2 separate regions of the Homo sapiens genome follow, and region 1 is linked to region 2. The links are chromatin contacts, found by Hi-C or POLR2A ChIA-PET in ENCODE. All regions are on one chromosome and are shown on one strand. Each heading gives the region's core, a stretch centred on a gene start or an enhancer-like site at or near the end of the contact. The rest is flanking DNA. Distances are from core to core; before and after follow the strand shown.

Region 1 (5,110 bases), core at 1,356-3,855, 400 kb after region 2:
TACTTTGTTACAGCAGCTCTAGCAAGCTAATACGTGCTCCTAACATTTCTGGGAGGAAATAACATCACTTATCTGGCTTATGAACTTCTCTTACCCCATTCATACCCCTGGTACCATCCTGGTTGGCCTCCTCCTGGGTTTCTGTCTCTTACTTCTGCCAAAAGTTCAACGAAGGTGGAGAGGCAAGGTTTATTTGCTGTGCCCCTACATCTGCTTGGGTCTTAAATCTTAGTTCTATTCCTGTGAAGCATTACAACAGTGAGCATGGAGCTGGCCACATGCACATAATTGTGTCACTTAGCCTCTGTGTTGTTAGTTGACCAGATTATCTAGTTTAACATATTATGAACACATAGGACAATAAGGCTATGATAAGAAGTAAATATTTGTGTGGCTGTAGGCAGCGGTATATAGTAGCTATTATTTACAGGCACAGAAATTAATATGGAAGAGAAATATATTTTGCTATTTAAAATAGCATTAACCCTAGACACTTATGATCACTTCATTATGAAGTTAATTAATAAAAGCACTGTAACTTTTAGGGGCATCATTTTAATGATTTATTTATATGGACTTTCACAATTAAATATTTTATTCCCTGTTTATAGACCATGATTATCTCTTCACACAGTAGTTTTGTCTGCTTACAACAATGATTTGGATTCTCTTGAACTCAGACCTTGATGAATCATTCTCCTAGCTGTTCTCTGTAGGAACTGAGTCATCACAAAGAGTATTTGTTCATGAAAGGGCATAAGTCAGCAAAGGGTGTTAACTATTTTGGGATCACCTTTCTGAAAATCTAAGAAAAGCTAAGGACTCTTCCCCCTTAAAAATGAAAATTGTTTATTTTCTATGTAATTGCAAGTGTTCACAAGAAACATAAAGTTTATAACTAAATTCCCTAGAATTCTAAGGGCTCCATGTTAAGAATTCCAAAACAATATCATCCATCCTCATTCATATGCCTCTCAGGGGAGAAAAGGGCTGTTTTCCACCCATGAAAAGAACAGGTAACGAAGAACTGAACTGATAGAATCAGCATCTCAGAAAAGATTTTTTTTTTAAACTAAGTATTCAGATTCTCTAGTGGATGTATCCCAAGGAAAAACAGCCACATTTCTCAGGATGGATCTTAGCAAAAGAGACTATTGTGCTTAATTGGCACCAGGAGTGGATTTGGTCACACACTACTTCCAGCTTTTATCTCTGAAGTGGTGTATATTCAGTGGATCCACCTGTCCAGCATCAGCTTCTCTTTCTTCTGATGATAATACCCTATCTTCCCTTTTGAGGGCCCAGTCTTCTCTAACTCGATTCATTTGGTTCAGTTATGGCTGAATCCATCTCAGCTCCAGAGTTTGGCACATAATTGAAAGCTGGCTTGTGAGTGTATTCTACTTCATGCCTATAGTGATTGGTTCAGGGAAGGATCTTTGAGCTAATCTGGGGACTTGTGACTTACATTCAACTTTTAGGTCAAAGAAACCCTCTCAGGGTAGCTAGGCTGTTAGGAGTTAGTCCTGGAGCTGCTGGTGATCTTTTTGTCACACATGAAAGAAAGCATGTCTACTAGTAATGCCATGAGAGAACAGAAAAGATCCAGGAGATGGCAGCCCAGTCCTGAGGGTATCATACCTAGCTGTGTGGAAGAGAACCACTCTGCACCTTTCTCCCCAGAAGCTCAACCCAGGAGGCTGACCTGTGGAGACCACATAGAGTGCCTCTCTGGTTTTCAGATGGGGTTGGGCACTGGGAAGCCACAGCAGAGGTGAGGTGAGGGATTTAATCCTCTGGGTCTCTCTATAGGGTTGTCTCAGGCTGGCTCTGTCAGACTCTTTTCAGGTTCTGGTAACTTCTTCCTCTCATATCATTCGGCTTATAGGTGGTAACAGCTCTTCTGCTAACCCTGGGTTACTGTTCTAGCTCATTTTCATTCACTACTCTCATATCTTCACAATGTTTCTTGTGTATGTAAACTGTTCTGGTTATTTTAATATAAGCGTGCCAGCTGTTTCCTGTTGAGACGCCCAATAATACACCAGCCTTGCCTGAAATCAGCTCAACCTTAGACATTTCATATACGTGAGCATATACATTCCATTTTTTGTTTAATCCATTTTGTGAAGTGTTTCTATCACTTGCAACCAGAAAGAGTCTTGACTAATACAATCTCTCTTAACCCCCTTGGGCCACCTCGTGCATTCTACTTGGGAAATAATTGCTTTAGAAACATGAACAGACACATTATGGGAGCTAAAACTCACTTAGGTTGGAATGTAATTTTCAAACAAATCCATCATGCCACTCATGATCTATTAATCCTTGTCCTGTAGAATTCAAGCAACCACGTTAAAAAATGTGACCCCTACTGCCTGTAGAATTTCAACCAAATTTTTATGCACACAAGTTTCTAGCACATGAAAGTGGTATGAATCAGACCAAAAACATACTTGTTCCAATTAAAAGGTGTGAAAAGAGCAAAGAGAAATGGCCTTTTATATTTACTCAACTCAGCAGCTGAGCAGTTCATTAGCAAATCCTGAAATGCACGTAGGTCATAAGCTCCAGGAATGTGAAGACTGTTTTATAAAGCAATCTTAGAAAGGCAACCTTTAAGTCAAAAGTACTATTCCCTGGTGAGGTTTATTAATTGAATCATTTGTTTACAAAAGGTGAACGTGGCTCTAAGTGACAGTACTGTTTGCACAGTGGCACCAATATTAGGAAAGCTTATGTGTAATGCATTAGTAATGTAGAAAAAGATGCTGCCTGAGTCAGGGGTATTTGTTTAGCACATTGACATCCAGCAACTCCCTGAGCATGAATTGAATTAACTTATTAAAATTTAAGGTAGTCTTTAAAAATATTGCTAATGAGTACAGTGAAGTCAGGATATTTACCACCTTCTCAAACTTGCCAGAGATTTAATGTGAGTCCTTGGCTGAATAATGGAAAAGGTTAAAAAAAAAATGGTGTGGGAGGGTGTTCAGTTCCCCCGTTTTACTTCTTTACTTCTTCTAGAATCAAGGTGAAATTTTACTAGATTTGATTTCTGGAATGAGGACTTAATAATTGTTGTCAGCAAATATTTTCTTTTATTTCAATTACAATTCCTTGTAGAGAATGTAGCAGGAGGAATAAATATACTGATTAAAGTTATCCTTTAAAAAATTTAGTTTTGCCTCATCACTCACCAGTCGTTTTAATTTTCAGTAAACCAGCTCTGAGGTTGAATGAAAAGTTAACACATTTTGATTATTTGACTCCTATAAAATACAGAAATGTTTTTTTATATGTGGAGATAATTCTATGCCCACTGAAAGATGTTTTCCCTTTCATAGAGAATGCCTTTGACAGACCATGCAGGTAGATGTGACTAACTCATAGTGGACTGTGTGTGGAAGAGAAGCGTGCTGTTTTGTGCGAAGAGAAGCAGGCTTACCTTTTCTTTTTAGAGAGCTAGATCTAAATGATAGCGAAGTCTAGGGCCTCAAAAGGAAAGAAACCTAGATCATTGCCTGAATTACTGAGTGGAGGTGAGATGCCCAACAGTTACATCTACCTTGGACTGTTACATGAGCAAGAAATAGAATTCTTATTGCACTTGAGCCATACATATTTGGCCTTCATGTTTTTAAATGTACATTTGGCCTTCTCTAATGAACACATTATACCTTTTAAATCAGACAACCATGGGCCATCTAAGTCTGACCCCACCAGGGAGATAAAACTCCAACATCGATAATAGGGCATAATTACCCGGCTGAACTAGATCCAGACACTGACAGTGTAGAAAATATTCCTCTCCCTCATTCCTTCTGCATGTTCTAAGGTTATGTATAGAAGCATTTGTTTACCAACTAAGGGAGGGGGGATGGTTTTAGCTAAAAGTAAAAACCAATAGGAGAAAGAAGAGGATGGTATGAGGTCTGTTCTCTGTGGGAACAGTGGTTAGGCTGAAAACAACTCCTTTAACTGTCTAGGCACAAGGTTTGGATTTGAATTCTCATAAATGGAGGAGAGAATTAGAAACAAACAGAACTGTTCACCACTGGCCGGAAACTTGATAAGATGATAGATCTAAGTAGTTCTGTTTGGGGCCCAGGAGACAAGACCTGACCAAGAGTTTAAAGGATAGCTAATCTTCCTGCCTCTGTCCAGAATTTAACACTAACCAAGGGTAGCTTTGGGAACACCTGTATACAGGATACTTGGCCTAGACATTGTCATTCTCAAAATGGCACCATCAACAGGAGTAATAGGCAGAAATCAACTGCCCTCCCTGACACAACACTAATGGCTGACAATATTTGCCCATCATTTTTCGGATGTCAAACACTGTTGTAAAAGTTTTATAGATACAGGTTTTGAGTACCCCTAATCTGGAAACGTGAAATCTGAAATGCTCCAAAATCTGAAACTTTCTGAGTACTGACATGATGCTCAAAGGAAATGCTCACCGGAACATTTCAAATTTCTGATTTTCAAATTTGGGATGCTCAAATGGTTAAAATAATGCAAATATCCCAAAATTCAAAAAAAAATCCAAATTTGAAACACTTCTGGTTCCAAGCATTTCAGATTAGGGATACTCAGCTTGTATCTCAACTATTCCTGGTAACATTACAATGAGGTCGTAATTACTAGAGAGGTAGGGAGGTAGTATTATTTCTGCTTTATAAATCAGGAAATGGATACAGAGATTGAGTAACTTGTGCAGTGCCATGTAGCTATGAGTGACAAAACTAGGATTCAAATCCAGCGAGTCTGAATTCAGAGCCTGAGTTTGTAGTTGCTGTACTATACTCCTCTCTACCCCACTATCCACAGGGAATGAGTTTCCCAGAAGCAAGGAAGCCTATTACTAAAATAAGCTTTCCAGTCTTAAGAGATCAACAAGCCCTTCTAGAAATAATCAGAAACACTTGGAGAGGGGATACTACATGGAATTTCAGCCAGGTAGAGGCTGCAAATCATAATTTGGGCAAAAACATAAACACCACCCCTTTCAGTAGTCATGGTCTTGTGAGTCTACGGTACTTCTGCATTTCATTAACTTATCCGTTCCTCTCTAGGTCACAGTCAATATGATTACACCACAAGT
Region 2 (4,594 bases), core at 885-3,384:
TGGAGAGAAACAAAGAAGGTGGTTGCCATGGAACAGAGAAGATTCTGGCTTTGGAGTGACAAGAATGTACAAATCTCCCAAAGGCTGCGTGGATATGGGGAAAAGTAGCTGAACCTGAGTCATCTTAGCAGTACTTCCACCTGAGTCCTATTTACAGGCTGTAGATACTCCAGTGGGAAGAGGTTAATGGGGGAAGCTGTAAAGGGGTAGGAAAGACTGGCTAGAGTTGGATTTACCATGTCAGGGAGACTCTTCAGGGCCTTCTGAACTTACCCAATATCCCCTGAGGTAAGCAGTATTTCGGCACAGAGAGGACATCTATTGGTAGCTGGTGTTTTCTAGATGAGCAGCAATACCCAACAGAAAATTCTGCAACAAAAAGAATTGGGTGAAGAGACTATTTTGTTTCTTCTCCTCTGATCCCACCTCAAGTCATTAAAGAAGCTAGATCTTGATGTGGAGAAAGAAGAGGTTTTGTGCAACCAGATTGGCTTCATGGTTTTGGAGTCGGGAGGAGGGGCAGGCCAGACCCCTTTGGGGCGCCTGTTTTACAAGCTGAGCTAGGTAAAATTACATGATTTATATGAACTATGACAATGATCAATTATCAATGGAATCTGCCTGAGATATCATTCAGGGGCAAGAAAGCAGAAGTTGACCAATCATATGATTAGAAAAAGAAAATTGCTTCTGATTAATATCCATTGAGTTCAAACCATTTAGTGAAACAGTTACCCTTAAACTATCAGCTCATCTAGAACAGAGTTTTGCAAACAACATTTTGTGGGCCAGTAAAACAGATTTTTAACACCTTGCATTTTTACCTCTCTGATCCCTTCTCAGAACCACCAGCAGATTTGACAACTGTTTTCCTCCTTACTCTGTCTCTTCCTTGACTATACAGTAGAAAATAGAGAATTCAATTTATTCAACTCTTTGTAATGTATGTGGTTATTTGAATCCTGTTGTATTCATACAGAACATGAGCTTTGTTCCTATATTTTCATATAATTGTTAATAAGTTATAAGAAGGTTTGAGGCTGTGGCATATAAACACAGCACATAAACATATATTTCTATATAACATAATCTTCCCACTTTTACTACATATTTTTACTAGACTGTTCTGGAAAAGCTATTTGTACATATTTCTTTGTGCACACAAGTTCCTCAGCTAACGGCTTTGCTCTGTTTTTATAGAACATGTTGTATATGGTTAAAAAATGTCTTTCACATAAGCCACATTTTTCCTGTTTTTGTTTACTTGTCTGTATTGCACCTCAATTAGCAAATCGTGCAGTCTTCTCTCCCTGTCATAATAACATAAACTATCTCCATTTTAGGCTGTTCGATGTAAAACAAAAATCCCCAAATTTCCACTAGATGGTGCTATGAGAATGCAAACTTCTTTGGTCAGGGTATATATAAAATCCTCAGTTATTGCAGCCTGTTATTTTGGCTTGTGAAACAGGTCTGCCCCCCACTAAATTAGATGCACAGGGATGATTTAATATTTAGTTAAGAGACGATGCAATATTTCCCACAAGTCTCTGAGGAGCCCAGGCAAAACAATGAAGAGGCATTTTTCGTCTAATCCTCATCCATACCACTTCTTCTTACCTGGCCTTTTTGGTATGCTACTCCATAGATACCTAGGAACAACCCCATAGTGGCAACATCTTTTGACCCCGGTCACTGCCACCGTCTATGGCTTCTTTACCCAGTCTTCCCTCCTTGGCTGGAGGGGGCTAATGGATTTATTACATTACTGACTGTCAGCAATTATTTTTTGACAATTTGTTCAGTGGTTTTCAAAGTGTGATTTCCCAGACCAGCAGTGTCATCTGGGAGGTTGTTACAATTGCAAATTCTCAGACTTCAGCTCGGACCTACTGAATTGGATGGGAGTGGAGACCAGCAATCTGCATTTTCACAAACCTCCCCGAGGTGATTCTAATGTGTAGGAAAGTTGAGAACCAGTGTGTTAAATACTTCCTGGGAACAAAACTGCCTTATCCTATTTGGATTAACCTCATTCCTGAAAGCCCTCAAAGAACAACTTTAAAGGTGGATAGGTGGGTGAAGAAATTTTTAAAGGTGTTGCCAGGTACAGTGGCTCACCCCTTTAATCCCAGCACTTTGGGAGGCTGAGTCAGGTGGATCACTTGAGCCCAGGAGTTCAAGACCAGCCTGGGCAGCATGCTGAAACCCTGTCTGTACAAAAACAAACAAACAAAAAATTAGCTGGGCGTGGTGGTGCACGGCTGTCCCAAGCTACTCAGAAGGCTGAGGTAGGAGAATCCGTTGGGCCCGGGAGGTTGAGGCTGCAGTGAGCCAAGATGGCGCCACTGCATTCCACCCTAGGCAACAGAGTGAGACCCTGTCTCAAAAAGGAAAAAAAAGTTTAAGGCGAGCATTTGTTCTACTTGGCCTACTCTGCTTTCCCTTTGGGTTGCTCTGCTCCCCTTGGGCTGCTTTGCTCTCCCTTTGGGTTCTGCCTGTCACTGAGGAGTCCTCACTGCAAAGGAATAGTGAAGCCTGTATCTAATGTGTAAATGTAGGAGAGTATGATTAGTAACTCACTTTTTTTTTTTTTTTTTTTTTAAAGAGATGCCCAGGAAGGCAGCCAGATGGCAGCATCGTTCCTACACTGTCTCTGCACTCCCAAAGGCAGTTTCTGGCCCTTTACTGTAGTCAAAGGAGATCGCGTAGCAGCGGTCGTTTATTGGCTAGGCTGTTTGTCTTTTTTCTCTACTGCAGCATGAGTCAGAACCCACAGAGAGAACCAGAGAGGAACAACCCGTTGATTAATGGGTCAGAGAGCTATGTAAGACTGTGATCTCCTATTGTCCCTGTTTCACGGAACAAATGTGGGGGATGCTACAAAGATTCAACACTAGGTAGACATCTAATGAAGCTGGGTTGCCATCAATCAGTTCAAACAGGTGTCTGGAATAGCTGTGTCTTCTGTCTTTTGATAAACACTGAGTACCTGCACATACAATTCCCTGGGAGCTTTTAAATCTCCTGATGCCCAGGCTGCACCCTAGACCAACCACATCAGAATCAGGAGAATGGTTTTAGGGCATCAGTACAGCTTTAAATCTTCCCAGGGGATACTAATGAGCATGAAGGGCTGGGAACCATGATATTAAAGACGTTGAGATGAAATTTGTGGCAAAGTTATTTCAATTGAGAAACCTGGGTTATTGTCTTATACCGTACTGTCAATTTCAACAGTGGAGTTTGTTGTTTTGGCCAGTTTTGATCTTGGCAAGTTTCGATATTCGAAATGGATTTTGTTGTATGACAGAAGGGGGCATCATCTCCTCTCCACCCCACACCACCTCCTTCTCTCTTTCCCCCTCCTCCTTCTCACTTGTTGTTCTGTTTTGTGTTTTGTTTTGTTTTGGAGGGGTGAAGACTGAAAATTTAAAACTGTGGCTACAAAATGGGCATATTACTGCTACTTAAAAGAAAAATTCTGACCAAAAATATATAGTCAATATTCTGAGTTTAAAATATTCTAAACTGTAAAAACCTTCTGTTTTTGCCTTCTGCCACATGTTCTTAGGTACCCTCAGGCTACAGTCCTTATTTTAAAGGATATGATAGTAAGAAAGTTACATCAGCCTTGATGAAAAGCTGTGAATTTAATCTTAGGAGCTCACACTGACTAGAGAGAATGAAAACATTCTATCATAATTGCTTGAAAAACTGTAGAACTACTCACTAGAGTTGGATATTGGTCTATAACCAAAACTCCTTTTGTATGGAACAAAGTGAGTTTCATGAAACTCTTTGTAAAAGATTTTCTTTATCCTGGAAAATCCTATATGTTTCCATGTAAAATTCTTAATAATAGGTAGAATGAAAGCTGGAGGGAAATATAATTGTGACATGTGAAGTATGAAATATACTTCAACTTAGTATAGAAGTATAGGCTTAATTCTTTGCACCAAGGGGCATCTAGAAACCATCTCCAGAAGCTTTCGGTGATACCTTATTAATCCTTCTCTAGGTGTACCACTTAGGAAATGTAAATGGTACTAAAAGAAATAATTTGTTAGGTCCTTAATCCCACAAAAGTTGATTAAGTCATTGTCTGTGAATAAAGACTAGGTGAGAAAATTGGGAGCTTTGGGAAAAGGGAGCCCAAGGAAAAAGTGGAACAGGCTGGAAAAAAAGGAAAGTGAATTAAAGAATAGGGAATCAGATTTCTTTTCCATTTTGACTTAAGGATATGTCAGGGCCAAAACTATAGAAATTTGAAATTGGTTCATTTAGAGGATCAATGCTCTTTTTTCAAGTGATTTTTTTCCTAAGTGATTCTTTTCCTAAGCAAGTCACACTGATTTTTTGGTTTCCAAACTCATTGACTTATGGGCAGTTTGGAGAATTAAAAAAAGGTATAGACTACTAAGGCGTCTTGTGTACCAGACAAAGGTTTCTTGGATTCTGAGGATTTATTTCATTACTATAGATATCTCTAAGGCAGCATGACCTATAAATAATTTAGGCAATCTCCTACATATGGAGAAATAATAATTAGGAAGGGGCAAACTTTTGAAATTACAGTTTAGATTTAGTTTAG

The links. Hi-C counts contacts between places; a loop is a spot of excess contacts on that map. ChIA-PET counts read pairs that join two places held with the same protein, here RNA polymerase II (POLR2A). Pooled maps may share reads with other maps.
Region 1: a loop to region 2 is called in a map of PC-9, with 9 times the contacts of the local background. The contact joins the enhancer-like site here to the promoter of EPCART in region 2. A Hi-C loop is called at or near these places in 4 of 168 maps with a recorded cell type or tissue (Calu3, PC-3, PC-9 and 1 more), 1 of 37 single-sample maps with no recorded cell type and 4 of 50 pooled maps. POLR2A ChIA-PET finds 5 or more read pairs at or near these places in 2 of 52 experiments (PC-3 and activated naive CD8-positive, alpha-beta T cell).

Annotation. Positions count from the first base shown.
Region 1 is chr2:180,518,771-180,523,880 of GRCh38, forward strand. No RefSeq gene overlaps it. Among named protein-coding and RNA genes, the nearest start is that of SCHLAP1, 170 kb to the right of the region's middle. Within about 2 kb of position 2,606, at least 2 of the 41 ENCODE cell types and tissues checked have a DNase peak (open chromatin) inside an H3K27ac peak, as active enhancers do; they include PC-3 and PC-9, where a contact is called at or near this core.
Region 2 is chr2:180,123,060-180,127,653 of GRCh38, forward strand. EPCART (ERG-positive prostate cancer associated androgen responsive transcript) reads right to left here and starts at 2,135. Exons shown (of 4, transcript XR_923634.3): 1 at 1,621-2,135; 2 at 274-369.